Linked DNA regions of Mus musculus: regions 1, 3, 4 and 5 are each linked to region 2. Evidence: chromatin loops called from intact Hi-C (ENCODE). Cell type or tissue: heart. All regions are shown on one strand. Region 1 has its middle 7.9 kb from the start of Akr1b8. Region 2 has its middle 25 kb from the start of Akr1b3. Region 3 has its middle 28 kb from the start of Bpgm. Region 4 overlaps Stra8 (stimulated by retinoic acid gene 8). Region 5 has its middle 12 kb from the start of Akr1b10.

Region 1 (5,000 bases), 53 kb before region 2:
CGTTCTCTCCTTGGAAAGAGGTATTTACTTGTTTGCTTGCTTGTTTGCTTGCTTGTCTGGAGGAAAAGTGGTGACTCAATACTTTTGACAGCAGAGATTTGAGCTTAGAAGAAATACAAGAGTATGGAAAACAGAGTCCTTCCCAAGATGCTTCTGGCCCAGTCCCTGGCGATGGTAAACACCAGGTTGGATGACAGCAATTCTGTTTGTAGTTGGAATTACAGCTGCAAGTCTGCTAAATCTGATAACGGGGTGGGAGGTGGGTAGCACGATTATTCTGCTGAGTCCAATGCTGTCACAGGGCTTCTTAGAAGGAAACAGAAAAGTGAGTTAAGAAAGCCAGGTAGGCAGCCTCCTGAGCGAGATTCAGCAGGTCGAGAAATCTATATGCCAAGGAATGCATGTGGCTGGCCTCTGACTGGGCTCTACTCATAACCAGTGTGGTGGTTTGAATAGGAATGGCCCCCACAGACTCATGTGTTTGAATGCTTGGCCCATAGGGAGTGGCACTCTTAGGAGGTTCAGCCTTGTTGGAGAAAGTGTGTTGCCCAAGCTATGCCCAGTGAGGCACATTCTCCTTCTGCAGCCTGCAGATCAGGGTGTAGAATTCTCAGCTCCTCCAGCACCATGGCTGCCTGCTGCCATGCTTCCTGCCATGATGATAATGGACTGAACCTCTGAAACTGTAAACCAGCCCCAATTCAATATCTTCCTTTAAATAGTTACCTTGGTCATGGTGTCTCTTCACAGCAGTAAAATCACAGCAGTAAAACCCAAACTAAGAGGCCAGGCAAGCATTTTATCAGAGCTGAATTCCCAGCACTGGCCCTTCCTATTTTTACTTTGAGACAGGGTCTCAAGAAGTTGTCTGTATAGGCCAGACTTATCAACCTTCTTCTTCATCCTTGCAAGTAGCCAGAATTACAGTGTGCCACAATGCCTGGTTTAATGATGGTTCTTAACCACTCAATAAATAATACTGAATAATTTACATTTAGCTATAGGTTGGGAAATATAAAATTTGTAAAATCAGTATAAGAGTATGGACAAGCTTATACTTGTTGGATGATTCAACTGTCTGTTTAAAACTAAGTGAATCACTTTCTGACTTTTGAAATGTTTGTAATATTTCTCTCTCTCTCTCTCTCTCTCTCTCTCTCTCTCTCTCTCTCTCTCTCTCTCTCTCTCTGTCTCTGAAACCCACTGGCTGCTCTGAAACCCACTCTGTAGACCAGGACAGCCTTGAGTTCTAAGATATCCACCTGCTTCTCCCTCTTTAGTACTGGGATTAAAGGCACAGCCCACGATACCTGGCCCTGTATGGACATTTTTATGTCTGCAGATTCAGTGTTAGGAGGCTCACAGATGCTGTCAAAGTAAGACTGGTTTTTTTCTTTGGGAAAAAAGATTGACAGGTCCAGCAAGAAGACTCAGCAGGTAACCACGCCTGCCCCCAGTCGGTGGCCTGAGTTCCATCCAAAAGACACTTGAGAGGAGAAAACAAACCCCTATAAGTTGTCCTTGCACTTTTACATACATGCCATAGCACTCATGCACACTCACACACACACACACACAGAAATAAAAACATTTTTTAAAATTTAAAGGCCATGGACCTATGTTGGGTTGTGTTATTAGAATAAATTCCAATAGTCCTGGAATTTGCCTCAACTCTTACCTTTTGAATTCAGAAATGTGGGCTGGAGAGATGGTTCAGTGGTTAAGGTCACCCTCAGCTCTTCCAGAGGTCCTGAGTTCAATTCCCATCAACCACATGGTGGTTCACAACTATCTCATAATGAAATCTGATGCCCTCTTCTGGTGTGTCTGAAGACAGCAACAGTGTACTCACATACATAAAATAAATAAATCTTAAAAAAAAAAAAAAAGGTTTCAGAAATGTAATGATGACTTCCTCGCTTAGAACAGCCAAGGCTGTCTCCCCAGTGTGATCTGAAAAGCCACCCTTCACCAGCTGGGCGGGGGCTTATTGTGTGAATGTAAGTCATGACCAGCAGAGGGCAGCACAGACCACACAGCTGGCTTTCCAAGAGCTTTCCACAAAGCACACCCTGGGGTCCTCCTTCCTGGGGACAGAGACTGGGTTCTGTCCTATGCACATGAAATTAACCATTTAGAACACACTCTGAAATTCAAGCCCGGGCTCAGAGGTGGAGCAAAGCAATTTTCAGGCTCACGCAAACGTCCTTAGCAGCTCCTGTTCTGTGTGCCTCCTCTGCTTCTCCAAGCAAGGTTAGAAGCTGACACCCTCCGTGGGTGGCATCTATAGTGTCACAGAAAAGTAGGGCTTCAGCTTCAGACCCACAGAGGCAGAATCTGTGTGTTTATGACATTCCTCGGTGATTCCTGTTCACAGAGAGTCTGAGGGGCTTGGCATACCCACCCTTCCCTCTAGATTCCCGATACCCACAATGCCTGTTTCCGATCCCCATCCCCTCCCAGTCCTGCACCCTGCACCAACACAGGAGAATGTTCTGGCTCGTTTCAGGCTTCACCAGAGGAAGGCTGGCCCTTGCTGTGGGCTCGGGTGAGAAGATTTGTTGTGCGGGGCCTCCCAAACTCTCACAATGTTCCTCCAACCAACCGTTCAGCTATATTTGCCATTTGTGATGGCTAAGCAAAGGACCGCTGGGGCAAGGTGTGTGTGTGTGTGTGTGTGTGTGTGTGTGAGAGAGAGAGAGAGAGAGAGAGAGAGAGAGAGAGAGAGAGAGAGAGAGAGAGATTACTATCATAGACAAGAGCTAGTTTGTATAAATACATGGATGTGTGACTTTTCAATATAAATTCATTGCTCTCCATTGCGTTTGTTCGGTAGCCGTTTGAAAGAGTAGAAGAAATGCCAACATTTCAGGGTTTAAAAAACAAAACAGGACATGGAGCCTGTTTGGGGCTTTTCTCTGGGAGCTCAAATCTTTGGAGAAGAACTCTTGCCCAGAATAGCATCTCTCCCTCTTCAGACCCTTAGGTTCTAGAGGAACTGCTGTTAGCTTACTGTTGAGAAGGGAAACAGACATCAAGGTGGGAACTGAGTGCTGTGAATTCCTTCTCCAATCTCTATCGGCAGCTAAGGGACTTGGAGTGTTGCCCAATTTGTGGTGTCAGCTATCCCAGGGCCCTCCAAAGGTCCTTGCTGATGGCTTTATGGGGTCCTTCAGTAAGAAGGGCTGTGCTTAGCAGAACCAATGGATGGCTTGGGCTGAGAGACAAGCTGCCTTACAATGGAACACCCACAGCCCACGAGGAATGGACAGTTTGGTTTCAGGAACAGGTAACAGGCAGGGCCTGGCAGTTCGCCAGTTCACCCAGCCGGCCCTTTGCCCCCTCCCCCTGACCCAAGGCTTTGAACGATCCTCTTTTTCCAGGCCAGAAGAGACATAACACCGATGGAAAGTCCAGACCCAGGCCCCAAGGATTCTCCCTTCTTGTAGCTTAACCCATGGAGAACTTAGCCAAACTGGTCAGGTTCCTGAATGCCTGCTAGGTCCATCTGAGAATTTCCTTGAGAATCCAGTTTGGCAAAGAACACCATGGAGTCAGTTTAGTAAGAACTCCTTGTCCTCGGTATCTGATTAGCTTCCTGCTCTTCACCCCGCCCCCGCGAGGGGCGTGTCTGAGTACCCTTCCTCCAAAATCCTGTTAGGTCAGTTGAGCCCCAGCATCCTTACTGCTAGCGCCTCCTGTCTCAGTAATTTTCCACTGCCAATTCTAGACTGTTCCCAGACTGTCCCTTCTGATTTGAACATTGTATACAATGTTGCAGCCGCGCTCTCATTCTCTGCCCACGAATAGGAACTTACTTGCTCTGAGACCCTGTACCTTTTGAAATGATTTTCATATAAAACCCGCTGTGGCACACTTTAACACCCATCACTGCCTCACTAGAATTTTCTTTAACATTATTCAAATTGTTTCGTATTTTTCCGAGACAGGGTTTTTCTGTGTAGCCCTGGATGTCCTGACACTCGCTCTGTAGACCAGGCTGGTATCAACTCACAGAAATCAGCCTGCCTCCACCTCACTCTCGAGTGTTGGGATTAAAGGAGTGCGCCACCACTGCCCAGCCCTTTATTCACCTTAAACTAAGTGGCTGAGGACCCAACAGCTCCCTCTTCAGCACACTTCCCTTGGGATGCTAGTGCTGATCTAAGTCCCTCCCCCACCCCTCCATCTTCCTTTTCTTCTCCCCCTACCACTTCCTCCTCCTTCTCCTCCTTATTCTTATTCATTTTCTTCCTTTATTATTATTATTATTATTTAATCTTTTCTATACAGTCCATTGTTATCCCCCCCTCCATCCCCCGCCCCCTGCTGTCCACCCTCTGACAGTTCCTCATCTCTGGTCTCCTGGGTCTCCAAGGGGATGCCCCCACTCCCACCCTATTCTTATTCATTTTCTTTGTTCCCTTTCCTTCAGCTTCACGCTACAGTTGGGCAAATGCTCTCCCACTGAGCTCTGAGCAGAATTCCTGAGGATGAAAGAGTGAAGAAGGTTCTGGAAAGGTCACGGTCTATTCCGCTCTCTTACTCCCTCTCTGGAGGAGGCCAACATTAAGGAGCCTGTGATGGGAAGAGTATACTGAGCATGTCGCACAAAACCAGGGTACTGAACTCAACATACATTGCCTTCTGAATCTTCCCACCTGGAAAGGTGCTGGGCCTAGAGAGGTGATTGCCCAAAATTTCAAATGAAATACATAAACTTGATGCCACTGATACTATTAGCATAGGGGTCTCGGGAGTATAAAGACACAGGTATGGTTTCCGTACCATAAACACATAAACCATAAATACCATAACCAAAAAAATATCATAAACCAAAACCAAACAAACAAAAATACCATAAACTCAAAATTATCGATAGGACATCAAGGATGGTTGGCAAGTTCACAAGGCTGTTGTTCATTATGCCTGGCCTTGGCTTTGCAGAATCTAACAAGCCATTGTCATCAGGAGCTCATGTCTTTTAATCAGGTTGGATC
Region 2 (5,000 bases):
GCATTGGGTCGTTGGTCTTGACAAACAATCTCAACAGCCTGAGGCTCTATAGGAGAGGTTCAGTCAAGGGCAACCAGCTGGTCTGAGTGGTTATTTAACTGAGTCACCGAAGACTAGAGCTTAGCCTATGGACTTGAGTCCAGCATTCTCGCGCGCGCGCGCGCGTGCGCGCGCGCGCGCGTGTGTGTGTGTGTGTGTGTGTGTGTGTGTGTGTGTGTGTGTGTGATCTTGGTTATTAGTTGGTGTGGGAAGACCCATCCACTGTGGGTAGCACCATTCCCTGAGGGGATCCTGGGCTGTGTAAGTGTGGAGAGAGGGGCTGAGCAGCAGGCGACATCCATATATCCACTAGTCCCTTCTGACTGTGAATGTAATGGGACCAGCTGCTTCAAGTTTCAGACCCCTTCCTTGATTCTCTGCCATGATGGTCTAACCCAGAACTGTGAATCAGAATAAACCTTCTCTCTCTTAAATTGTTGTCACAGCAACAGGAAAATACACTAAGACACTCACCTATAATCACCTATACTGATATCCTCTTAGTCCTGAGCACATCATTTTGGATACTCATCATCAATTAGTGGAACAGTCTGGACTACAGACCCACCGTTTCATCTTCCAATGGGAAACCACAAGGGAGCCGGAGGCCTCCTCTCTAATTTGGGGAGCAGTGAGGAAAATGCGTGGGTTTTCTCTTCCCTTCCCATCCCCAATCTCAATCCGACAAAGTAAGTCCTTCTTGATTACTCTGTTTAATTATACACCAACTCATTACAAAGGGGGTTCTGATTCCTGTTTGTTTGTTTGTTTGTTTGTTTGTTTTTTGACAGGGTCTCTCTATGTAGCCCTGACAGCTGGGAACTTGCTTTGTAGACCAGGCTAGCCTTGAATTCAGAGCCTCTCCTGTCTCTGCCTCCAAAGTGCTGAGATTAAAAGTGTACCATGCCCAGCTCTGGATATTTCTCTCTCTCTCTCTCTTTCTCTCTCTCTCTCTTAGTGGTTTTAGAGCTTTATTGTAGAAAGGCAGGGGGAAAGAGAGCAGGTAGAAAGACAGAGGCTGGCCATGGCCACGTGGAGAGAGATGGGGAGGGAGAGAGAGAGAAGGAGGGCTAGAGATGAGAGTAGGAAAGGTGAGAGCTTAAAGAGCCAGCTCTGGTTTTTTTACTATTTATTTTATGTGTGCGTGTGTTTGCATGTGTGTACACACACATGACACAGCGAGCATGTGGTGGTCAGAAGACAACTTATGAAAGTCAATTCTGGTTCCCTTCTTTGACTGTGTGGGCTCTGGGGATCGAACTCAAGTCATCAGGCTTGGAGGCGAGTACCTTTACCCACTGAGCCATCTCACCACCTTCAGGTTCTGACTCTTAAAAGGTGTTTAAGGAAAAAAAAAAAGTCTTCCACGAAAAACAAAGTTGGATGCCTCAGGACTCTCTGCTTACTTCCTGCACTTGGGTAATGATCAGTGGGTGTTGAGTATGGAGACCTAGTTATGTGGCCAACTTCCTTCCGCACACTGAAAAGCATGGAAAGATTACTCCATCTCTCGCATGACAATCTAGAAGGGACTCCTCAGGCATCATCTGGAAGCTGGTGGCATTTTCCTTTAGAAAGAGGGGAATGAGTCCTACGAAAGATAATGAACGTACCTATTTCGTGCACATTGTTCCTATGTCCTATTCAATTGCATCTCACTTCCTGGATTTCTCTGGAGGAAAGTAGAAGAGATGGGCTAAGATGTCTGTGCCTATAACTTCTTACCTTTCCACTTTACAGTAGAGAGGCTACTTTCTCTGTGTGCCCGTAGAGAGCAGTCTTCGCAAAGTCTTGCCTGCAGGGAAACATGAGGTGATAACCGCCTGATGGTGACAGAGGACAGGAAAGGATTGCATATTTTATAGACTGCAGGGAGGTGATATTCCCATTCACACGAAGGCAATTAGGCAGCACAAAGGGCCTGGCCTCTACTCTATGCTGCTGAAATCTTCCTTGACCCAGCTTCTCCTCTGTCCATGTACGTGACTAAATTCCTCTTGGATAGGGTGGAGTACATACATTGCCCTCTCTCTGGTTCCTGTCTGCTCCCTGGCCTGCCTGTTTCATCAGAACTCACCTGACAGTGCCTCTGTGGTCTAAGTGGGTTTAAGTCAAGCACTTGGGCTGAGCACCCTTTACAAGGCCAAAGCCAAGCCAAAGCCAAGCAAAGGCAGACGGGAGCCTTGTTCCTCCTGCTCAGGCTGTGTGAGACAAAGGCCGTTTCCGTCCATGCTTACCACCTCCTAGCCTCCTAAGCTTATAGCACGGTGTGTGCCTCCCTCTGCTGGCTAAGCTGGATCAACACTTCTGTTTTAGTGATTGTACGTGGAGAGACCCTTCCTGGCAGTACCACTGTCTAAGCCACTAACAGAAGGAGCGGGTACAACACTAAGCCCTTGGTATACACCACCTCCAACCCTCACCGAGAGTTTGTGAGGGAGGTAGCGTTGCTCCCACCAAACAAGAACCACTCTTAACGTATACAGAATGCATGCAGTTTGAGGAGGAGGGAAGGAGGTGCAGACACAGCAAGCTCCGTGTTCCGAGCCACTGTGTAAATACATGATCCCTACAGGGTGTGTGTCGCACAGCTTGCCCCAGTTGACAGACATGGCAGGCCAGTCATGCCTTGCTATTCCCAACAATCCACCTGCTAATGACCCCATATATCATCTCCCCCTTCTCTTGTGTCCAGAAACCAAATTCATGAGCACCCCGGTCCTTTCCCTTTACATCCTTGTGTCGTTTGCTCCCTTTATGCCTGCCTCACACTTATGCAGCGATATTGAAACCAGATAGAATTCAACAGATTTGTCCATACTGACTGGAGGGGAATGAGATTTGACGGTGGATGTAAAATAGGAAGAGAAGTGATCACATGACCTTTTCACTAATGGAAACCACAGCTGGTAATAACCCTCTTATATTACCTTTCCTCTCTGGGGCTTTCCAGAAATATCTTGTAAAATAAAAACCTCAAACCACACAGGCATTCCCTCTCTTGGTGCCTGTGTTGTTACTAACTCTTCTGCTTGCCGCCTGCCTCTCCTGAGCTGCTCACCCCTCTCTGCAGTGTCTGCTGTTTCCTTTTTCTCTTGCCAGCCTGGGACTCGGATGGCCTCCGCCTCCTCTTCACCTGGCTCATTGGCCTATTCCTGAGGTCTCCCTTCTTTTCTGGGTTTCTGCTCTTTTACTAGAGCTTCTATTCTGTCTCCACCCCACCCTACAAGCCTCTGAGCTCTCTAAGGCATTTAGTCAATATTCCTAGGACCCAAATCCCCACTACTGGGTTAGGGGGACCCTTTAGAGTTTGGATCAGATCCACTGATTTCCTTACGTTACTAAAATCTCAGCAGTGATCTGGGTTCACCCATCTCCAAAGAAGAAAACTGAGGCTTACAAAAACATGTTTATCTGTACTCTCTCCCTGTTGATGGGCACATTTGAAATACCAAACTAATACTCGCTCTTCAACGGCATTCTTCACTCTTGCTTACCCAAGGACCCCCCTACACTGTCGTGTTCACAGTCTTAAACGTACATGTTTAGAATACTTGGTCCCCAGTTGGTGGTGCTGTTTGGGGCTGTTTAGGCGATGTAGCCCTGCTGAAGGAGAGATACCACTGAGGCGGGCCTTGAGAGTTCATAGACTTGCCCTACTTCAGTTTACTCTCTCTGCATAACTTGTGGTTCAAGATGGAGGCTCTTAGCTGCCTTGTCTTGGTGTCACGACGGCCCCTTGCTACCGTGCCTTCCCACCATGATGGATTTGTATCCTTCTACAGTTGAAATAAATTCCTTCCATGGATTGCGTTGGGTCATGGGGCTTTATCACAGCAACAGAGAAGTAACTAACACAAATCATTATAAAATGATTCTCTTTTACAACACCATTTAGCTACAATATCCTTGATAATAAATGCATTAAGGGAGGGAGGGAGGGAGGGAAGGAAGGAGGGAGGGAGGGAAGGAGGGAGGGAGGGAAGGAGGGAGGGAGAGGGGATCCTAGTTGTTACCATGTGTGCTGCTGTTACAAATTTCATCAAGTGCTACAGAGGCTCATCACCATTTTGAAATTACCATAGTTTTAAAGATTGTCACCAGATCTGTTATTTGATCATTAATAAAAACATATTTATTACCACACTCTGCATTTTCTCAATATTTTGATAGCAGACTTTCAAGATGATGTAACTGTATTCTTCTAATTGTACATACATGAAATATTCCTAGAAGGACTCCTTGGATTATTAAAAGAAAGTCGTCACAGCCCTCATAGCTCACACACAGAGACAATAACAAAGCCACCGTCCTCTGAAGCTTTGGGTCTCTGACAAAGCTCCCACGAGAGTAACCACAGGTTGGAGGATTGCTGCTCTCCAAATAGACTGGCCATATGGCTTATCTTTGCATCGAGCATATTTTTAACTATGAAACGAAGGCACCAACATTAACTACACTGGGATAGCAGGACTAAACAGGGACCTCTGGCCATCCCACTCAGCTTTCCCAAACCGAAGAAATACATGCAAAATACCAGGACAGCAAAAGTGACCTGTAAGGACCAGAATAAAACTTCACCGCAAGTCCGCAGCTGTTGCTATAGATGGTCTCCTAGAATCCAAGCACAGTGGCAAATCCAGCTAATACAAACGAATCAGTTCAGAAGAAATGACCATGGCGTAGACTGACAAATACCAGAGTAGCACTCACTGTGGGCCAGCTTGTGTGCCATGATGACCTCAGGAAGCCAAGAGCAGGATCGTCCCCACAGATGATGGAGAGAAGGATGAGGTTTTCTTCAATAAACAAAAATTATTAGATGCGCATCATCACCTCAGCAGTCTCGGCTATGATAATTTTGTCCCAGAACTCAACTCTCGTGTCTCATTCTGGGTTCTGAATGGGCCCTGAAATTTATAACATTGCTTCCTCCCATCTCTCGCTGTAGTCAACTCAGC
Region 3 (5,000 bases), 160 kb before region 2:
CCCCAATCTATCAGGCAAGTTCAATTCTGTTTTGCACAGACTCACCCTGAAATTCTTTTCTGCAGCAAAGTCAACAGGAAAGGAGGAAAATTATTTGATACAAGAAAAACAGATCTGAGGAGCTGAAAGAAATTTTCACTTAGAAATCTCAACAATGGAGGAGTAGTAAGTGGGAATAGTATCAAAGGAATGACTTTAAAGTTCTGTAGCCTCGTCTGAATAGAAAGCTCTGGAAAGACTCCTTGGGCTGCTGGCAACGCCGTGGTGCTGAGTTTCTCACGCCCACTGACACCCATGGCTGGCAGAAATATAGTCCAAGGATTGAAAGAAGTCTCGAGAAATCGTCTTGCTTTTGGGAAGTAAAGAAGGGAATTCCTCCAAGCTGACCAAAGACTTACAAGGTCAAGGACAAAGTAGCCAGGAAGCAAATGTTTATCAACTCCAAATTTCCTGAGAGAAGTCTGAGGAAGAACAGCTCACAGTGACTTAAGAGCTCCGAGAGGAGGGAGGACTCCTGAAGGGACAGGCCTAGAAGCAAAGGAAGTCCCTTGCCCAGAACAAGGGCTCTATATTCATAGGACATGACCCTTTTAAGATGTTGCATTTTAAAGGTGGGTGGAAAAAAAGACAGCAGATTTCTCCAAATGATTTCAGGGGATCCTCTGTGGTGTGGACTGCATGGACCACAGATTCAGAATTCCTGAATGGAAATCTCGCTTGGAAAAAGTTCTCAGGGACTCTAAACAGTTGGGAAGCTGAGAAGGACACTGCTTCGATGTGTCAGTTTTAAGCAACAAGTAGATAGCAACATCCAAGTGTTTCCCTGGCCTACAAGCACATACAGGCCATTGAAGTACCAGGTGCAGGAAATTGCTCAGTGAAGATGCTCCGGAACAGTCTTTGTAAGCTTGAAAACAGCTGCCTGACTTGAGAAAGCCAAGTATTTGAAACTGTCTAGTTTAAAAGTTAAGCCACTCAGTTCAAGTTGTTCTCTTGACTGCATGCATCCTAACAGTCACCATTTAACTTCAGACACTCAAGGGGGTTACACAGGTCATTGCAGAGAATTATAGCATCGCATCCAGACTCCAACAAGGCTGCTATTTACTACTCCTAAGCAGACTACAGTGAGAGAGGAGAGAAAGCAGCACTTAGAATAGTCAGGTTTAAGATGACTATACAATGACAGATGTGGAAAATACCTTGAGTGAGACCCTAGAATCAGCCCACATGTCAGAAAAATCTACCAAAGCATAGCATTATCCCATTTGACTTAAAATTTGCCAATTTTGGAGTTCACACAGCTATGAAATATGTTAGTAGCTGCTCATTAGATTTATTGGAGAGGACACCTCTGACATTGGGGAGTATAGCATTTGACTCGGTTGTTATTCTAGAACTTGAAGACCACTTTTCCTAAAAATTTCAAATCCTCACTTGACCTACAGACATTGAATAAGTGAATAAAAAGGAATAAAAAGTTTAACACTTCTACCTTCAAATCTCCTATCCCTTTTCTATATGAATCCTTGTGTGAAATCTACTGTGTGTATCAGGAAATATTTTGTCTGAGACTATGATGCAAGGTTAACTTGCTCCCTTGTTCATTTGACCTGGTGTGGGCACCTTCAACCCCCATCTGCAAGCTTTCTCAGCAGTTCTAACACTTGGCAGCATTTCACCATCACCACAAGGCCAGACCAAACCATGACGTCAAAACATCTGTACAAGATGTTATGGAAACTTCTACTTCCAAGAAGACATGGAGACCTCTGAACCTTCTAAATGAGTTTTTTTCTGGCATGAAGAAGAAACAGATGGGTAAAATGACCAACCACCAGAGAAAATGGTGTCTAAGCTATGGCTTAAAGTTAAGTAGAAATTCACTGGATAAAGATACAAGGAAGAAAACAAGAAATTGCAAAAATCCAGATATTAAAAAAACAAAAAACAAACAAAAATAAAACCCTTCAGACATTCAATTGGACCAACACTTCAGAGACAATGAATTGGACAGTGTAGATTTAAACAGTAGCATTGAAACATGGGTCATTAGAAAACAAACACATCTGAGTGAGGAGTGTGAGTGGCCATTATAACTTCTTAGACTTTCACCTTTAAAGACTTTCTTCCACCTTTTTCGTCTATGTGCCATCATAGTTGCTACTTTGATATCACCTCGTATAATACTCTTCTGTTGTCAAGAATTCTAACTCAAAATTTCTTTTAGCCCCTAAAAATCTCACTATTTTGTATTTATTGCACCTAAAAATTTTCTTCTTTTCCTTATGGTGAACTCCAGATATTTTGAGTGCTAATATCCAAATCTTCCAACTCTGTCTTGGTTCCCGTGACTTCCTAGCCTAGAGAATATGGATGATAAGAGAGTTGGCCAAGGACCACTAGGTGGCAGCAGAACCCTGAGCTATTCAAGTCCCTGGGACTCTCGTTTGGTAAAGAAATCAGTATTTGTAAGAGAGCCTAAAGTTTAAAGGAATGATAATTAAACAAAGGTTTAATTAAACAAGGGCTTGAAACCTTGGCATACTTTTAGTCCTAACATTCCAGAAGTTGAGGCAGGAGGATCATAGACACCCAAGAATTTGAGATTAGCCTGGTTTGCCTAGGGAAACCCCATAGAAATAAAACCAAAACACAAGCAGCAAAGGTTTGAAAAGGCAGAAAGACCACCAACCAAAACAGAAACCAAGCCAACCAAACAAAAAACTCTCAAAGGCTCGACACTACGAGGAGATAGATCAATTGGCTAAGGACAAGAAGAACTTGGTTTCCATACACAGGTGAACCAGTAGCTACACCCAAGGGATGGCAGAAGACAGGTGTTCTCAGTTGGTTGTTTGTAACCAATCAATCACACCTAACCATGAAAGTGGCCATATCTCTGCTTTGATACATTTTCTGCACAGCCATCCTGAAGGATCTTCTACTTAAGAACCACTTTTTTTTTTTTTTTTTTTTTTTTTGGCTGCCAGCAAGCATCCAAAAGCCCTTTGCTCTCAGTGGTATGGCTAATCCTCAAGGGCTTCAAGTCAACAGTATCTCCGTCCTGGACAGCCGGGTGCTCCTGCAGGAAGTTACAAAAGCCTGTGTATTGACCTATTCTCATGGGTGATGTCAAGATTGCACGATTGTCTTTGCTTGGTAACTCCTTGGATGTTACTCATAGCAACAGTTTGGCTTGTTCCCTGCTCTCTGAAAACTCTTTACCAACATCAGAGCATCCAGAGCAAGTGACGTTCTGCCCTCTCGACAAGAATAGTGACCACCTGCCCTGCCCTCTTTTTCAAATAACACAGGAGCTGCTCACACCCTTGAGAGCCTCTTCAATGGAAATGAGAAAAATGTCTGATTCTCTGAATCGATTTACCTCTCTGATAGGTAAATTATAAATACTGATTGCCAGAGGTTTTCCTAAATCTCAGAAAGAGATGAACTTCAAAGCTCATCTGGAAAAATGGTGCTTTTTAGCTATTCACAAGACAATCTACAAACATTAAAGTATGTGCCAGTCTTTCACATTCCTACATGATTCATACAGTCAGTCATCTAATAAGTGCTTACAGCCAGCCGGGCGTGGTGGTGCACGCCTTTAATCCCAGCACTCGGGAGGCAGAGGCAGGCAGATTTCTGAGTTCGAGGCCAGCCTGGTCTACAAATGAGTTCCAGGACAGCCAGGGCTACACAGAGAAACCCTGCCTCGAAAAACAAAAACAAACCAAAGGGGGGAAAAAAGTGCTTACATCCTTTAGAACTAAGATTCATAGCCACTGTGTTACTATGTTATCCAAACACTATGTGGTCCAAACCAGGTGTTTCCAGGCTTTTGGTGTCATACACAAGAATGAAACAGAGGCACTCACATATTGTAAAAGTAGCAAGATAACTTTAGTGATTGGGAAAGTATAGTGCTTATGAGGAATTGTGCTGTCAAGAGTAATGAGCATGCGAAAGTGCTGATGGCCCCATGGTAATGTTTGTGCTTCCTTTTATGGGAGTCAATAGAAAGGGAGTTTGTTGCTAAGGGGAAGACTGTTGTGGTGCTCTGTTTTGGTTGACAACCTTGTATTATGTCAGGCTTCACTCACTGAGCACGTCCCTTCTACGATGCATCCAATTTTACTTGTACACATGGCTAACTATTCACAATCATCAGATGGTTGTGGTGGTTTGAACAGGAATGGGCCCCGTAAACTCGTGTGTTTGTATGCTTGGCCCACAGGAAGTGGCACTATTAGGAGGTGTGGCCTTGGTAGAGTGGGTGTGGCCTCGTTGAAGGATGTGTGTCGCTGTGGAGGGCAGGCTTTGAGGTCTCATATGCTCAAACTATGCCCAATGTGACTCACAGCCACTTTTGCTGCCTGCAGATTAAGATGTAGAATGCTCAATTCCTTCTTCAGCACCATGTCTACCTGCATGCTGCCATGCCTCCCACCAAGATGATAATGGACTGAACCTCTGAAACTGTAAGCCAGCCCAATTAAATAAATGTTTTCTTTATAATAGTTACCTAGGTCATGGTGTCTTTTTGCAGTAATAAAACCATAATGAAGACAATGCATCCAATAGAGATGCATAATAGAATAGAGGATTCTTCCTAAAAGTTCACTCCGAAGATATAATTTGTATTACTATGCATGCACACAAACTCGTTCAGGAGCAGTGGGCTCCCTACCTTCCATACTACAATATACTTAGAGTATGGCTGAAATCCCTATGTCCATGATGGCCATTTAAGGGAGAAGACACTCACTCCATTGCTTGGAACTGGATGCATGTGCAGATGGGAATTCAGGCTGCTGAGTGCATTGATAAGAGAGAGAGAGAGAGAGAGAGAGACCTGTTTGGTACTTTCAAAGAAAATGGCCCCCATAGGCCCATAGGGAACTGCATTATTAGGAGGTGTAGCCTTGTTGGAGTAGGTGTGGCTTTGTTGGAGGAAGTGTGTCACTGGGGATGAGCTTTGAGATCTCAGAAGCTCA
Region 4 (5,000 bases), 630 kb before region 2:
CCAAACTGGGAATCCTCTGGCAATTCTAGTCACAGAAAAGTAAAAGGCTCTGGTTGTTGCTTTGCTGAAGGCGCCATCCTCGGAAGGAAACCAACCAGCTGGGAACGGGTTCCCGGGCATAAAGAGCTCAGGCAGGGAGATGTGAGAAGAGTCAGGCTTGGAGTGGGAACTTTTTTGGCCTTGCCTTCTACCAGAGGGTAAGTGTCTCCCCTCCCCTCTCCTCTCTGCCTTCCTCTCCTCCTCCAGCCTCTGTTAAGACATGAGGAAATACAGGGACTCTCCACTGTGCCTGCCTGTAACGCTCTCACCATTATTAACTTGATTTCTTCTACCAACACCCCACTTACCAGGCCTTTCTCCAGTCTCTGGACAATAATTAATTCATTAATGTATTGTTAATTAGCAGCTAAAAAAGATAACCGAGAAGAGAAAGAGCTGTGTGGTACACACCTGTCATCTGATGGACCAACCTGACTCCATTTTAAGCCATTTTGTCATAGGTCAGAACAAGTTCATTTCTACTTCCTGAACAATTCAACTTGACTGTGCTTTAACCTGTTTCTGAAATTTGACATCTTCCCCTTCCCGTGGAGTTGGACTCACACCTTGATTATACTCTGATTAGATGCTCTGCCAAATAATTTAAAAATGTTCGGCCAAGTTCCGATGTAACCAAAGTTCCTCTGGAAATCCCCTTGAAACCTCCCTAGTCTGGACTGTATAAACTCTACCCTCCCTCTCCTGTGTTCAATGCTGTATTTCCAAACCTCACTTTTGGGGGAGACAGCCCTAACAGATAGAAAATAAAGCTTGTTTAATTTGACCAAAGAATCTGGGGTGATGGCCTTTACTTTCTTTGGTGCGATTAACATCATCCTAGCACCCGGGGAGGCAAAGGCAGGAGGGTGTGATTTCAAGGAGGGTCTATTCTCTGGAAAGTTCTAGGCCAGCCTGGGCTACATGGAGACTGCCTCAAACATCAGCATCAACAAGAAACAAAAAGGGTAGGAAAAGATAAATGTGTGCCTTGAGATACAGGCATACTGAGCCTGCATATGAGTGCCAAGTGTGTATTCACTTCTAGTATTGGTATTGTACATATGTATATGGTGTGTGTGTGTGTGTGTGTGTGTGTGTGTGTGTGTGTGTGTGTGTGTGTAGATAGATATACAGGGTCCCAGAGCATCCATTGGGGGATGACTCTTGCCCACCAAGTAACCACATGATCTCCCTCCAGCCCATAATTTCCTCTCTCAGGTCAGGCTGCTAGGATGCTGGCAGAGAAGCCGGGCTTTGACAGTTTTCCTATGGGCAGCAGGGCTGGCAGCTCTTGGCCAGTCCTTACTTTACAGTCCTATCATGTGGAGACATGTTTCACTATCCCCAAGTCCCTGTACCTTTGAGGCTGTGATATCAGACTGGGAGTAAACTGCCTTCCTTAGGTTGTTGAAGAGCCCTACCAGGGTGGCTCGATGGCGGGCCTGTGACAGGCGTCTGCGGACCACCCGAGGCTCAAGCTTCTGCAGCTGCGCCAATGGCTGGGGTGCCCCATCATCACTGGGTTGGTTGCCTTCTCCAGGGGTGGCCATTATAATCTACAACATAATATACCCCCCTTTAGCCTTGCATAATAGAGATACAACATTGAGGAAGGCAGACAGAGCAAACAGAAAGGACGTAGCCCGCAAGGCAGTGAATATGACCAAGACCCACAATAAACCACAGGTAACCCCAAATCTCCTACTGGAGCTTGGCTCCTAAAATTACAAACCATTTACAGTGGATTTCCAGTTGTCCGGTGAGTCATGAAAGACTGTACCCAAACCCTCTTGACTGGTAGGGAATCTGAAGCTTTCCCAATGCCCATGGCCAAGAAAACTGCTTGGCTGGTGGGAGCCCTGGAGAAATGTGCAGTTCTTGTCTCCACCACAGGGGGGAGACTGTCTCCTAACTTGCTCTCACTGTGGTTGTCAGTCTTCGCTGCCCAGCTTAAGGAGTGAGACTAGCAACAGAGCAACCCCACGGGCTACCTGGCATTGTGGCCTTGATCTCCTTCCATCAGCCTTAGGTTCTCCCAGGTCAGGAGCTAAGGAGGAAACTTGGAGACTCTGCCCCGGGGAGGAGGGTAAAGGCTGGCAGATGGCAAAGGACAGTTGAGTGATTTTCAGTGGCCTCCTGCAAGCTGCCCCCTTGTCATCACCAGCAAAGATCTTCTGCAACTTCCCAAAGATCGTCTCTCCTAATTATTATTATTGACCTGGATTTGCTGTTGTCCCTTACAGGGGCCTAGGTCTATCTTTTTCTGACCAACCTTTTTAAGGGCCTGCTTTGGAACTCCCTATATAGATCTAGCTGGTCTGGAACTCATCCATCCCTGCTATCGGAGTGCTGAAACTAAAGGGATATGCCAGAACATAAGGCCAGGCTGGATGTTTTTATTTAGCATTATTAATTTGTGTGGGTGGGGGGCGCGCATGCGTGAAGGTCAGGGGATAGCCATACAGAACGAGTTCTCTCCTTTCACCTCTTCAGGACCCCAGGGAAGAGCTCAGATTGTAAAGCTTGCATGGTGAGCGCATCTTGCTCTCTGAGCTTCCCAGACTGAACAGCAATGCACTTGGATCCAGGTCAATAGTAACTGTGATTGTGTGGCGCGGCCTCACCCTGGAAAAATACCTCCAGAATCTCCTCGGGATGGGAAAAGGGAAGGCAGGACTGAAGTTAGCGCTGTGCTAAGAATGGGTGACCTAGCACACAGTGAGTGGGGGACCTACTACAGTGTAAACTTAAGGTCAATAAGTGGTTGTGTATGTGTAGGACAGGTTCTTATCATGCAGCCGAAGACAGCCATGAACTCAAGATGTTCTTGCCAAACCGTCCTGAATCCTGGCATTACAAGTGTGTGTCTGTGCCCACCAACTAAGAAGTGAAGTTTAAAAAACAAAACAAAACAAAACTGTTTTAGGGGCGGGAGAGTTGGCTCAGTAGTTAAGAGTGCTTGCTGCTCTTGCTAAGGACCCAAGTTCAAGTCCCAGCATTCTCATTAGGCAGCTTATAACCTCCTCTAACTCCAGCTCCAGGGGGCATCCAAAGCTCTTGGTTCTAGGGGCACTAGTGGGCACACATTTTCACTTACTGTCCCCCCCCCCACCTCTACAAACACATATATTAGAATATTTTAGCTAGGGGTGTATCTTGATGATACAGCACTTCCTGGCTGTGCCTAAAGTGTTACAACAGAACAAACCCTTTTCTTTAAAAACCCTCATAGATTAAGATGTATGAAGAAATCTGCCCTCAGCAGCTTAACGAGTCAGGTCTGTAGAGAGTCTGTATACCCTGGGATTCCAACACTAGGAAGAGCACATCAGCTTGCAACACTCTTAAAAACTCCAGGAAGTTCTGAAGATATGCTTCCTCTAGCCCCGACCCCAGGCCCATGAGTCTGCTGAGTAGCCCAGGCCGACCCGGAACTCTCCTCCTTACTCAGCTTCCAGAGAGCCGGGATTTTAGGCACGCAAGCCCATCCCTTGCATGGTTCTCTAATGGGAGAAATGTTCCCTATTCTGCCCCCTGACCCCCATGCGGCAGCCTCGTCATTTTTGTCACCTAGAACATCACATATCTGTCCTCAGCCCTGGTTTCTACCCATCTAGAGCTGGCTTGTTCTCTGTTTCTTTTGCTTTGCTTCGGCTGGCCTCAAATCCAGATCTGCCCACGAGACCCTTGGTGAGGCTCCATCTCACAGGCGTTGCTGGCATTCTTCCAATCATGTGGCAAAATGCAGGCATCTGCAGGTAGATGTGGCTCAGGCCAACACCCTTGTCTGCACTGCCTTTTCAAATTGAAACAAAGAATCCCATTGACAGCCCTGCTAAGACAAAGATCCCAGGTTAGAAGGAACAGCAGAGGTGATTGATGAAGGCAAGGGCAATGAGACTTAAGAGGAAAACACAGAGCAGAGCGTAGAAGAATCAGCATTTTAGTTCTCCCTAACCATACAGAACTGTTTGTATTCCAAGCATTCACTATTTCACCAATTCAGTTCTTAACAGGCACAGTGAGAGGCGACCAATTAGAGATGCACTAAAGAGCCATGGGAACCAATACTGTGCATCTGCTGACTAAGAAAAGAAGAGAGAGATGCTACAGGGGCAGCAAAGTCCCATGCTCACTCGAAGAAACTGGCACGGCCAGAGGACTGAATGTACGCACCCAGATGAGCCAGGATGCAGGGAACTCAGGATGGAGATACCAGTTTGAAGAAAAGTACTGATTTTGTTGTTGCTGTTGTTGTTGTTGTTGTTGTTGCTGTGGTGGTGGTGGTGGTGGTTTTGTTTTCGAGTCTCAAGACTGTACCTTGGCCTATCCTTAAACTCAGGATCCTCCCGTTTTGGCCTCCCAAGTAGTCGAATTAGAGGTTTGTGTTACTATCCCTAACTGAAGATATTTTTCTCTGAGAGAGAATAACGGCTCACCACTGCAATCCCAGTGTTTGGTAGGCAGAGGCAGAAAGATTGCCCAGATTTCCAGGCCAGTCTAGACTAAGAAGCGAGATTCTGTCTCAGAAATTTCCAGACTTGGGTTGGCTACGTAGATCAGCTGGCAGACTGCTTGCCTAGCTAGCGTGGACGAAGCACTGGCTTCAGTCCCCAACGCCACAGAACCAGAAAACCAGGCAGGTGGCGCTTGAGAAGCAGGGTATCCAAAGTTCACGATCATCTTTACCTACACAGCAAGCTCAAGACTGAGCTCACATACATGAGACCACCTCAAACAAACGCATCAACAGCCCCTCTCAAAAACAAACAACCAAAAACCCAAACAAAAACAAAAACAAACCAACAACCCAAAACAAAAAAAAATACCAAAACCACAACCAAAACCAATCATCACCACCAAAAAACAATAAAAAGAAAAAACAAAACCAACTAACAACAACAACAAAAAGAAAAGAAAAAGACAAAGAAAACACCAAGCAAACAAAATAAAGCAAAAGC
Region 5 (5,000 bases), 79 kb before region 2:
AAGACAGTGAGCTGCTACATCTAGTAGTCCAGACAATAAAATGTCTGAAACAGCAGAGGAGTACGACTTCCGATTTTCTGATAAAGAGCTGTCAGAAAAGGCAAAGATTTGGAGGCCAGAAATGGAAAATGAACCGACCCAGAAGTGAACCAGGTGGTTACTATGACTGCTCATCTGGAAACCTCAAGAGAATGAGGAAGACGGTTTATCAGGGGAAAGTGCTGACTACAGCAATTTTGAAGTGACTGGATTAGATAGCGCAAGCTTGAGAGGGCAGGGCAGGCAGTTCCGTGACTGGGTTTTCTGGGGAGAGGAAGGGGACTGAAAATGGCATCAAGCAATACAGGTGAGGGGTGGGGTGGGGGGCTGCAGGCTGTGAAGAGTAAGAGGATGGATGCCCTCATCTCCTTGCCTTATCGTCACTGGGCAAGTCTCGGCCTTTCAGAGAGAAAGGAGGATGAGGACAAGGAACGCTGGTCAGCACACAACAGGAAGCTTGAGTGTGCCATCTAGGGGCCCAAGCTTTTAACACTTCCTCCTCCAGAGCTGGTGAAGCCGCGGGTGAAAGGTTAGCTGGGGAGCAGCCTTATTTATAATAGCCAGAAACTGGAAAGAACCCAGATGCCCCTCAACAGAGGAATGGATACAGAAAATGTGGTACATCTACACAATGGAGTACTACTCAGCTATTAAAAAGAATGAATTTATGAAATTCCTAGCCAAATGGATGGACCTGGAGGGCATCATCCTGAGTGAGGTAACACAATCACAAAGGAACTCACACAATATGTACTCACTGATAAGTGGATACTAGCCCAAAACCTAGGATACCCACGATATAAGATACAATTTCCTAAACACATGAAACTCAAGAAAAATGAAGACTGAAGTGTGGACACTATGCCCCTCCTTAGAAGTGGGAACAAAACACCCATGGAAGGAGTTACAGAAACAAAGTTTGGAGCTGAGATGAAAGGATGGACCATGTAGAGACTGCCATATCCAGGGATCCACCCCATAATCAGCATCCAAACGCTGACACCATTGCATATACTAGCAAGATTTTATCGAAAGGACCCAGATGTAGCTGTCTCTTGTGAGACTATGCCGGGGCCTAGCAAACACAGAAGTGGATGCTCACAGTCAGCTAATGGATGGATCACAGGGCTCCCAATGGAGGAGCTAGAGAAAGTACCCAAGGAGCTAAAGGGATCTTCAACCCTATAGGTGGAACAACATTATGAACTAACCAGTACCCCTGAGCTCTTGACTCTAGCTGAATATGTATCAAAAGATGGCCTAGTCGGCCATCACTGGAAAGAGAGGCCCATTGGACACGCAGACTTTGTGTGCCCCGGTACAGGGGAACGCCAGGGCCAAAGGGGGGGAGTGGGTGGGTAGGGGAGTGGGGGTGGGTGGGTAAGGGGGACTTTTGGTATAGCATTGGAAATGTAAATGAGCTAAATACCTAATAAAAAATGGAAAAAAAAATAAAATAAAATAAAAAAAAACAAAAAGAAAACAAACAAACAACAACAAAACCCGCTAAAAAATCAGTTGCTAGAAGCCGGCCAGAGAAAGAAGCAGCCGTGGTCCCAAGCAGTGGCAGCGACGGGGGTTGGGGGTAGGGGTGGGGAGGGAAGTGGGGGGGGGGGGGCATACAAGATGTGAAATCGAGTTCGGAAGCAGTCAGCTATTGAGGAGACTAATATATTCCTATTATGTAGTGTTTTAAAGTTACTATAATTCTATTTTCAACGACCTTTGGTCCTTTTTGGACTAAGGCTAGCATATACAGAAATAAACCTCTTTAATCGATAAAAATAAAATAAAAGCGCATCAGCTCGGTGTATCTAACAGAAATACCACGTGACACTGTGTTTCATTCAGATTCTCATCACCCCCTTACCCCCCTCCCCGCCGTTCCCTCCCTCCCTCTATCCCTCCCTCCCTTCCCCCTTTCTCAGTGCAGGGTCATGGAAATTCTACTTTGAAGGGAACAATAGTCATACGAATTCATCAAAACCCAAAATATTTCTTAACCTTCAACTAGCAGTTCAGTTATCGCGAGAGCATGTCATGCAGGTGCTCTACTCCGTTAAATTCACAGCCTTCCCTTTCTTTACTCTTTGAGAAAAGCTCTCCCTAAATTGCTAGAGATGGCCTGTTGATCGCTCTTTATTCCCTCACCATGAACCTGTAATCTGTCTGCCTCGGCCTCCTGTACAATAAGGATTAGAGCCCTACAGCACCAGGCCCCGCACTTCAGACATTGCTGAAGTTTGTACCCAAACCTCGGAGCCGTCCTTGTTTCACAGGCTTCCTTCTTAGGCTAGACTTCATTGATATGTAATGTCACCAAACGCCACTAGGTGGCGACAAAGTCCAGTACCCGAGTTGATACTTGTAATGGCCCCCAAATATAAAGGGGAACCCAGTCTATTAAAGGATAAAAAAAAGCCGGGCGTGGTGGCGCACGCCTTTAATCCCAGCACCCATGAGGCAGAGGCAGAGAGGCAGAGAGGCAGAGAGGCAGAGAGGCAGAGAGGCAGAGAGGCAGAGAGGCAGAGAGGCAGAGAGGCAGAGAGGCAGAGAGGCAGAGAGGCAGAGAGGCAGAGAGGCAGAGAGGCAGAGGCAGGCGGATTTCTGAGTTCGAGGCCAGCCTGGTCTACAAAGTGAGTTTCAGGACAACCAGGGCTATACAGAGAAACCCTATCTTGAAAAACTCAAAAAAAAAAAAAAAAAAAAGGATGAAAAAGATAGACCTTCTTGGAATGGCACTGGTACAGGGTGTTGGGTAGACAGGTAGAGATCTTGAGCCCAGGAGTTTGAGGTTAGCCTGGGAAACTGAATCATAGGTGTTGAGGACTGGGCAAGAAACAAAGAAAAAACAGAAAGCCAGGAGACTAAGGAGACTAAGGAGCTGAGGTCAAGAAGATACTGAACCCCTTATAAATATAAACCAGTGAAGCACATACTCCCAAGCAATGGGAGATGGCAGGCGCTTTCTGTCACTGTAACCATTCATACATATCATGGGGGGAGGGGGGGTCTTCCCTCTGCTTGGACACATTTCCTGTCCGTGACTGAAGGATTATTTCTCTCTGTTTAAGAACCACCTTTTTATCCCAAGCCTCCATCCCCCTTTGCTTTCAGTTGCATTTTAGCTAATCTTCCATGGTTAACGTCAACCTTACCTACCTCCATCCCAGGCACCCAAGAGTTCTGCAGAGTTCCAAAAGCCTGTCCATTAAAATCAACTCTAAAACACTCAAAAATGAAAGTGGTACAACACCCTCCTCATTTTCTCTGTTGGGCTCGGCCTCACAGCGGCAGGAGAGATACAAATGCTGGTGACTGGAGTTTCTCTTAATAGTAGGAAGAGGTAAGGGGTAGCAGTTTCTACAGTTTCCCCAGGAAGATGGTGCATTCACAATATCTACAGAGGAGCTGACAACTTTGTCTAACAGTATTCTATTCCAATGACCCATGGTTCATATAGTCAGACATTTAATACATATTTGCTGACTGTGGAGCCAAGATACCTAGCCGCTGTACACTGTGATGAATATAGAAGCTGGATAAAGGATGGTTTATATGGCAGGTACCCCATACTGACAACAGGGAATTCTGTAATTGAAATCAGCAGATGTCCCTTTAGCACTATGAAGAGAAAAGCCACTCACTGGCCAACAGGCACATACTTCTGTGTTTCACTGTCCTGGTCAGTGAGACAGTAATTGGCTTGTTACTCTAAATCTTCTGGCACTTCAGCCTGCAAAAGTGTTTGTTTATAAAGAATGTCTTCCTACTTTTATTTATTTATTTATTGGTGTATACGTATGCTCACATGAGTGTGTATGCCACAGCTGGAGTGTGCTCATAGGACAACCTGTTGGAATCATTCTCTCCTCTACTGTGTGGGTCTCAGGAGTTGAACTCGTGACCTCAAACTTGGCAGCAAGCACCCTTACCAACCGTGTGACCTCACTGGCCTTGGTGCCTTGTCTTGCTTTTTGAGACGAGGTCTTACTACATCAGCCTTGATCGCTTGGTATTCCCTACATAGTCTAGGTGACCTTGAACGTATTGCAACACTGCCTCAGCCTCCTACATATTTGGGTTCTTGTTCTGTGCATAAACTTCTAGCTCGGTTTTTCAAAAGCTTCCCACCTACCGGTAACATAATTTAAAACAAGCAGGTGCACATATGTTCTAGCTAGCATGATGGATGGTCTCAAATTGTTATGTAAATTAGAATTTTTATCATAGTGATTGGTTTTGTTTTTTTTATGAACTAGATTATAATGAATTATCTCCAAGGTCGTTCAGGATTAGACAAGCAAAATGGAAGTTGTGAAAATTAGTTGTGAATATACAGCACTATATGCTGAACCTTGGTATCAGAGCAACCCTGTCAGTGTGTTAAAATTCTGCAAGACGCAGCTTTTCTTGGCTCTTGAAAACCACCAGAATTAGCTTAAAGACACCAACATTTTAAATTGCTCTAATTTAATCTGTCAGCTAACTGTTAAATTAGTAAGATAGTTCACTAATAAATCAATAAAATTGAAATTAATGGGCTATATTCAATGGCTTTCATTAACTGTGCATATTTCTCAAAAAAAAAAAAAAAAAAAGAGCACTGAGTCTAACAGACATATGCCAGAGGGGTTTTTAAAGGAGAATGTTCTCCATAGACTGAGCATTGTAACAGTGGACTCCAGGGGTGATGCTGGAGGAGGTACACAGTTGGGGGCAGACTTTGAGGCTAAAAACCCTAGCCTATCCATTGTTTGTGTTCTCCCTCTCCCTCTTCTCTCTCTCTGTTCTCTCTCTGTCTCTCTCTCTCTCTCTGTTCTCTCTCTCTCTCTCTCTCTCTCTCTCTCTCTCTCCCCCCCCCCCGTCTCCCTCTCCCCCTCCCCCTCTCCCTCCCTCTCTGTCTCCTTTCTGCTTTGTTGCTCCAGTCATTATACCTCCGTGCTGTCTCAGCCTTGCCA

The links. Peaks named below come from ENCODE experiments on the same cell type or tissue, not always from the same donor. Only the 100,000 strongest peaks of a DNase experiment are listed, where the experiment ranks them.
Region 1: it touches region 2 in a loop (10-fold over the local background); 33 of 42 quality-filtered maps call a loop at or near these places.
Region 3: a loop joins it to region 2, with 8 times the contacts of the local background. A loop is called at or near these places in 33 of 42 quality-filtered maps.
Region 4: a loop joins it to region 2, with 2.7 times the contacts of the local background. A loop is called at or near these places in 3 of 42 quality-filtered maps.
Region 5: a loop joins it to region 2, with 8 times the contacts of the local background. A loop is called at or near these places in 12 of 42 quality-filtered maps.

Annotation. Positions count from the first base shown.
Region 1 is chr6:34,343,758-34,348,757 of GRCm38, reverse strand. No RefSeq gene overlaps it. Among named protein-coding and RNA genes, the nearest start is that of Akr1b8, 7.9 kb to the left of the region's middle. In heart, CTCF peaks have their summits at 1,807 (motif pointing left) and 2,018 (motif pointing right); DNase peaks (open chromatin) are centred at 2,017 and 3,567; H3K4me3 peaks cover 368 bases; H3K27ac peaks cover 600 bases.
Region 2 is chr6:34,290,343-34,295,342 of GRCm38, reverse strand. No RefSeq gene overlaps it. Among named protein-coding and RNA genes, the nearest start is that of Akr1b3, 25 kb to the left of the region's middle. In heart, a CTCF peak has its summit at 2,335 (motif pointing left); a DNase peak (open chromatin) is centred at 2,322; H3K27ac peaks cover 459 bases.
Region 3 is chr6:34,445,579-34,450,578 of GRCm38, reverse strand. No RefSeq gene overlaps it. Among named protein-coding and RNA genes, the nearest start is that of Bpgm, 28 kb to the left of the region's middle. In heart, a CTCF peak has its summit at 2,395 (motif pointing right); no DNase peak of the experiment used is centred here.
Region 4 is chr6:34,924,314-34,929,313 of GRCm38, reverse strand. Stra8 (stimulated by retinoic acid gene 8) reads right to left here. Exons shown (of 9, transcript NM_009292.2): 2 at 1,398-1,595. The coding sequence starts at 1,589. Among named protein-coding and RNA genes, the nearest start is that of Stra8, 5.9 kb to the right of the region's middle. In heart, a CTCF peak has its summit at 1,924; a DNase peak (open chromatin) is centred at 1,993.
Region 5 is chr6:34,369,267-34,374,266 of GRCm38, reverse strand. It overlaps the pseudogene Gm13858 and the pseudogene Gm13859. Among named protein-coding and RNA genes, the nearest start is that of Akr1b10, 12 kb to the left of the region's middle. In heart, a CTCF peak has its summit at 2,366 (motif pointing right); a DNase peak (open chromatin) is centred at 2,396; H3K4me3 peaks cover 595 bases; H3K27ac peaks cover 368 bases.